Linked DNA regions of Mus musculus: region 1 is linked to region 2. The links are chromatin loops, found by intact Hi-C in ENCODE. Cell type or tissue: left cerebral cortex. All regions are shown on one strand. Links, peaks and the distances in the headings refer to the core of each region. The heading gives the core; the rest is flanking DNA. Region 1 has its middle 330 kb from the start of Rps6ka3. Region 2 overlaps Sms (spermine synthase).

Region 1 (2,919 bases), core at 278-2,777, 1.5 Mb before region 2:
GCCCCTTGGTGTTGCAAACTTTATATGCCCCAGTACAGGGGAATGCCAGGGCCAAGAAGTGGGAGAGCAGGGCTGGGGGGGTGGTGGTGGTGTATAGGGAACTTTTGGGATAGCATTTGAAATGTATATAAAGAAAATATCTAATAAAAAAGAAAACATCCAATAAAAATTAAAAAAAAAAGAGTTAATGTATTAAACATTAAAAGTGTACTCTAAAATGCAGAGGTCACAAGATGGGGTAGAACAAAGCATTGAAGAGGAAGATTTTTTTAAAAGACATGACTGAAACTCTTGTTGTTCACAGTTATGCAGGAGTGAGTTTAGTTCTTTTCCACAACAAATGGGGACAAATAGCTACACTTATGGCCAGGGGAAAACCAGATATAATTTCTTAAAGGCACAATCAGCAGACAGACACACCACATTTATTCGTGACTCCCCAGACAGTCACTCAATAGCATGTTATTCAATAGAAGTGATGCGTTTAATTTTCTTGGCCAACCCCTAACTAAATTACTGTCACTGTTTGCAGAAGAATTTACTCATATTGGCTAACCTGGGGTGGGGCCAGCTTCAAGCAAATCACTGAAGGTGATGGCACATGGTTCCTTCATGGACATTCAGATTTCAATGGCAAAAGAGAATGACTGGGTTTTGAGGAGAGAAGAAAAGAAATGACTTACTTCATATAATATACAGTTATCCCTCTTTTAAAATGAGGACTTGAAAAAAACCCAAAACAAAACAAAAAACAACCTTACAAGTGACCACCCTGGCTGCTTGTATAAAAAAAAATGTGTAGTGCTCAATAATGTTAAGCAGTTGAACTTGGACTAACTTCATGTGTTTGATAAATGACAATGTCAATCTTTGAACTGCAAGGTTCCTTTAGCTCTAACAAATTATGAAAATTCCCCTGAAACAAATATGGGGACCTACATTGAACACACTTGTATACTCTATATAGAAAATAGATGGACAGTTACTTGTGGGTATGGCTTGTGATAGGAGCTCCCAACTTCAGGGGCTTTCTCCATTGTATCAAGTCATGTCAGGCACAAGATAGGTTTATATAAATGGGGTAGGTATTACATAAACGTTGACTATAACTGTTTTTAATGGTTTGGTTTATAACACACTTTTATTTGATACATTTTGAGTAACTGAGTTGTATAATATATAGGAAACTTATTACAGTTTTGATTATATTCATATTACTGGAATGCTTAACATTGTAGTTTTAGTATTTTGGTTGCTAGCCCTCCCAACAGTTGCACTGGTATTTTAAAATGCATTGGAATGACTTCGGTCTAAATCAGGTAGTTCTTCAAATGCATCACTAGGTGGCAGCAAAGCTTTAATAAAATCAATTCTCAGCCCCTTGTGGAGCACACAGTATTTCCTTTTGTCTTCTTTATTACACAACCTCATTGCACCAACAAAATATTATTATCATTAACATTGATAGTGGCAGCTACAGCAAAGGCAACTGACCAAGATGTCCAAAACATGACACACTAAACACAATTCAGCATTAAGTGTTACAAAGTTGTTGCAAAAGACTTTCGAAATTATTAGTCAAATAGGCTGAAAGCATTGTCACTGAACTTAAAGCCAGCTGCCACCTTCCCACACTTATGTAAGAAATAGTTCCACAGGCTCCTTGAAGAAGATCTGTGGGGCCTTAGTTGTACAGTGTGTGACTGCCACAAAGGGAACCTCTGAATAATTCATGAAGAATTGTTATTTTCTTATATTGTTTGAGATGGAAGTCGGCTGCAGGTCTATAGACAATGACGCAATTACAGTGTTTAATGTCCCTTTGGGAGAGTTTCTATATTCCATCTTTGTATATACACTTGGCATCTTTCATTTAGAATGAATGGGTTCACTTCTTTCTTGTTTGAGAAAAATCCTCTTCCCCAGCAGAGTCCTAGGCTTTCTTTCTCTGGTGATTCTCACATCAGCTACACTTTCCATTACATTCCTGTCAGCAGATATTCCCAGCGGGGTAGGGGCTGCACATAGCTGGGATTTCCCTAATCGAGATGCCCTCCTGGCTCCTGAAATTGGTGGTTTTAACTAGCCCTTCTATTGTGAACAATGGATCCACACTCCCCTTTCTTTCTCTACTTTGCTTAAGCATTCCTGGATTCTTCCCCCTTACACTCCCCCTTCGTATCTACCTCCCACCCTTCTTTATCTCCTGCATTCTTTTTCCTCCCTCTCTCTCACTTAAAATTCTCCTAACGTCCTTTCTACCATGCAGTGCAATCTTAACCATCTAACAAAAGACCGTATAACGTAAATTCCATTTCAGAAATGGGAGGAGTTTTCTTGCATACTAAACAAGCATTTCCTATCTTGGTAGGAAAACAACAAAACATTTTCCCTTGGAAGCGCTGCTTAATCACGGCTATCAGCATCGCCTCAAGCTGAATGTGCATCCATCGAAGGCAAAACACAGCCCAGTGCAGAAGTGCAACAACCTACTTTAAGATCTGCACACATCACGTGCGATGAAAACGGATTTCGTTTCTAGGCTCTTCCCCCACCTTTAAAAAAAATTCTCCCTTATCACGATTCCTTTCTAGGTGGAGGAGGTTCCACCTGCCCACTCACTGCGTAAACCAAATCTGTGCCTGAAAATTAGACTCCTTCCAGTGTGGTCAGAATCAGGTAACAACAGCTGAATTCAGTTCACCCCATGCCTTCTTTGCTTTCCACTGAGCAGTGAAGTGTGAAGGCTTATCTAAGGAGCAGGAAGGGAGAATTTGGGTTACCCATTTGTGTGTGTGTGTGTGTGTGTGTGTGTGTGTGTGTGTGTGTGACAGGGTTGTCCTGCTTTGTGCCCATTAGTCATTAAACGCATACTGCCCAGGCAGTAAAACAAAAGCTATTCTCGGATAAGTACGAGGC
Region 2 (2,919 bases), core at 149-2,648:
GAAATAAACTCATCTAAAGTTTCAGTTTGGGAAAAATTGTCACAATACAGTGTATTTGAGGCCAAGAACAAATGGACCTACCTGATTTATTTACATTCCAGGTTTGATTTTGTGCAAGGGTAGGTAGGTTGGTTTTGTGGGATTGCATGAGGTCTCCTGGTAGCCCTCTGCAGCAAGGAGTCACACTTCCTGCTGCCTTGAACTCTTTATCAAGCTAATGGCTTCCACATCTTGTTAGTGATCTTCTGGTTCTTTGCCAGGCTTTACAAATCTAGAGAAGAGAGAGAGCTCTTTAACTTGAGCCAGGCAGTGTTGAAATAGTTGAGAGTAGACATTGTTTATACCTGGTTAGAACTGGCCGACTGTCAGCCAGGATGACTTTCCTCTCCTGATGTCCTTGACATCAGCAGTTGTGGGAACTCTCTTTTAAGTGTGTGTGTGTGTGTGTGTGTGTGTGTGTATGTATGCATGTATGTAAGCATGTATGTGTAGGTGGCTATGAAGGTCAGAGGGATTTACATTGCTTCCAGGGATAAAACTAAGATATCAGGCATGGCTGAAAGTACCTTTAACTGCAGAGTAATCTTTTTTAAATAATATTATTAATGTGAAATAGCATTCTAAGTGAGATTGGTCAAAGTCACCAAGCTCCCTTTAATCTTCAGCCCGCCTAGGGGTGGGAGCGGCATCCCCCAGTCTCGTTCATCAGCTGTCTGGCTCTTTCCTAACTAGGCCGTTTTTTTTTTGTTTTTTGTTTTTTGTTTTGGTTTTTTGAGACAGGGTTTCTCTGTATAGTCCTGGCTGTCCTGGAACTCACTCTGTAGACCAGTCTGGCCTCGAACTCAGAAATCCACCTGCCTCTGCCTCCCGAGTGCTGGGACTAAAGGTGTGCGCCACCACGCCCTGCAGGCCGTTATTTAATGTAAGAAATATCTCTGGTCTGCCTAGTTCTGAAAGATGAATTTACTCACTGGAAAGTATAAATTGGCTAAACCTGGAGTTGTTAGGATTAAAGCTTGTGAGAAATTTGTTGGCTGTGGAGCAGTTTACAGATTGTGTGTGTGTCTGTAGTGTGTGGTATGTTGTGGGTGTGTTTCTGAGAAGGTTTTCTTCACTTGTTAGCAGACTGTGGCTGCACTATTGGAAGAAGGTGAGAGGAGATTGGGAAGTGAGCAGAGGTTGTGTGTTCCAGCATTATTGACACATATGTATAGTTCTGTACATAGTACCACTTCATTGTTGGGTGTGCAGTGTGTTCTCATTGCCTTGGGTGAGATTTACCAAGCCTCTTTTTTGGAGTTTTTTTTTTCCCTTGTCATTTAGTGCCCTCTGCTGGTAGGTTCTGTTATGTGTATCCTATCAGAAATACTTTATCATTTTGTCGCTTTCTCAGTAATTAGTGCTTTATACAAGCAGCTCCTACATCCCGTTGCCACTAGTGAATAATTGTTGGTGTAGTACTCTGTCTCTGAGGACCACAGAAGAGCCCACTTACTTATGTCAAAGCGGGAAAGGGACTGCTATGGAGGACATAGTTAGGACTCTTTAGGACCCTTCGAGATGGAATCTGCACTAGATCATGGAACTTCTAACTGCAGTAATGACTGTGTGGTTTTGTACATCTTTGGAGATCGATATGTACAGTGTGATAGCTATCTGTCGGGCCCATTTTCTCCTTCAAGTTTTCATTAGGAAAATAATTTTAAAACATTCCAGAAAGTTCTTTCTTGTTTTCCCTTTAAGAGAAATGGTTTTGTGCAAGCATTGAAACTTTGTGGACTGATTGTGAGTGTCCGGGGTTTGGATTGTTTTGTGAGTTTAGAGTCTGGAACAAACACACGGCTACCTTTTTCTTCTTCTTCTTCTTAATTGTGGGTATGTGCATGTGAGTGTAAGTGCTGGACGATGAGATCCAGATAGTTCCCTGGAACTGGAGTCACTAGCAGTGGCAACCAAAGCCAGAAACCAAACTTGAGTCTTCTGTAGGAGCAGTACACTCTGCAAGCACTGAGCCATCTCTCTTGTCCCTCATGGCCTTCTGTACACTCTCCATCTAAGGTCCTTCTTGTAAAGCAGTGTTCTCCCCAAAGACTTATTTCTGTCTCTTCCCCTCCAGATTACCACCCATAGTTCGCGGAGGGGCCATTGACAGATACTGGCCTACTGCTGATGGGCGCCTGGTTGAGTATGACATAGATGAAGTGGTGTATGATGAAGATTCACCATATCAGAACATCAAAATCCTACACTCGAAGCAGTTTGGGAATATTCTCATCCTCAGCGGGGATGTTAGTAAGTATCCCACTCATCCTCTGATTGCCTAACAAGGGGCTGTGTGTTGGTAGCCGCTACTTTCTCAACAAGTGCCATTGTCAGGGATTTGTCTGAGCTTAACTCTGACACTGCTAGCTTAAGATTCACTAAATTGTACGAACCTGTGGCTTGTCTGGATTTTTTGTTTAAACATTGTTTTGAAGTAGATTTTTATTTATTTGATGGATAGTTGGATTGATTTTCAGTAGAAAGTACAGCTGCTTGTTTAAAAAAGGCATTTTAGTATGGACAAATTCCAACCGTAAGTACACAGACTAGTGCAGCGAGCCCACCATAGAACACTGATAACACCAGGGAGTATTCATCTAACTTGACTGCATTTTGTTCGAAATGTTATCTTGAAAACAGCATCCGGTTTAATTATTCACAATATTTGTACATTCTCAAGATTGTATTCTTAGTTCTTTTTTTTTGTCCTATGTATCAGATTCATTAAAACTACTCAATCCAAAAACAACAACAACAACAACAAAAAATTGCACTGTTTTAAAACATTGGGAAATTTTCATTGCAAGCTAGATTTCAGCAGGTCAAGTCATTTATATATTTGGGTAGAGTCATCATTTGAGTTTTTTTTCTCCTCCC

Evidence for each region. Peaks named below come from ENCODE experiments on the same cell type or tissue, not always from the same donor. Only the 100,000 strongest peaks of a DNase experiment are listed, where the experiment ranks them.
Region 1: it touches region 2 in a loop (13-fold over the local background); 10 of 42 quality-filtered maps call a loop at or near these places.

The regions. Positions count from the first base shown.
Region 1 is chrX:158,923,680-158,926,598 of GRCm38, reverse strand. No RefSeq gene overlaps it. Among named protein-coding and RNA genes, the nearest start is that of Rps6ka3, 330 kb to the left of the region's middle. In left cerebral cortex, for the core only: a CTCF peak has its summit at 1,339 (motif pointing right); DNase peaks (open chromatin) are centred at 1,420, 1,604, 1,975 and 2,582; H3K4me3 peaks cover 204 bases; H3K27ac peaks cover 1,365 bases.
Region 2 is chrX:157,461,334-157,464,252 of GRCm38, reverse strand. Sms (spermine synthase) reads left to right here. Exons shown (of 11, transcript NM_009214.4): 5 at 2,117-2,292. Among named protein-coding and RNA genes, the nearest start is that of Sms, 29 kb to the left of the region's middle. In left cerebral cortex, for the core only: a CTCF peak has its summit at 1,333 (motif pointing left); a DNase peak (open chromatin) is centred at 1,293.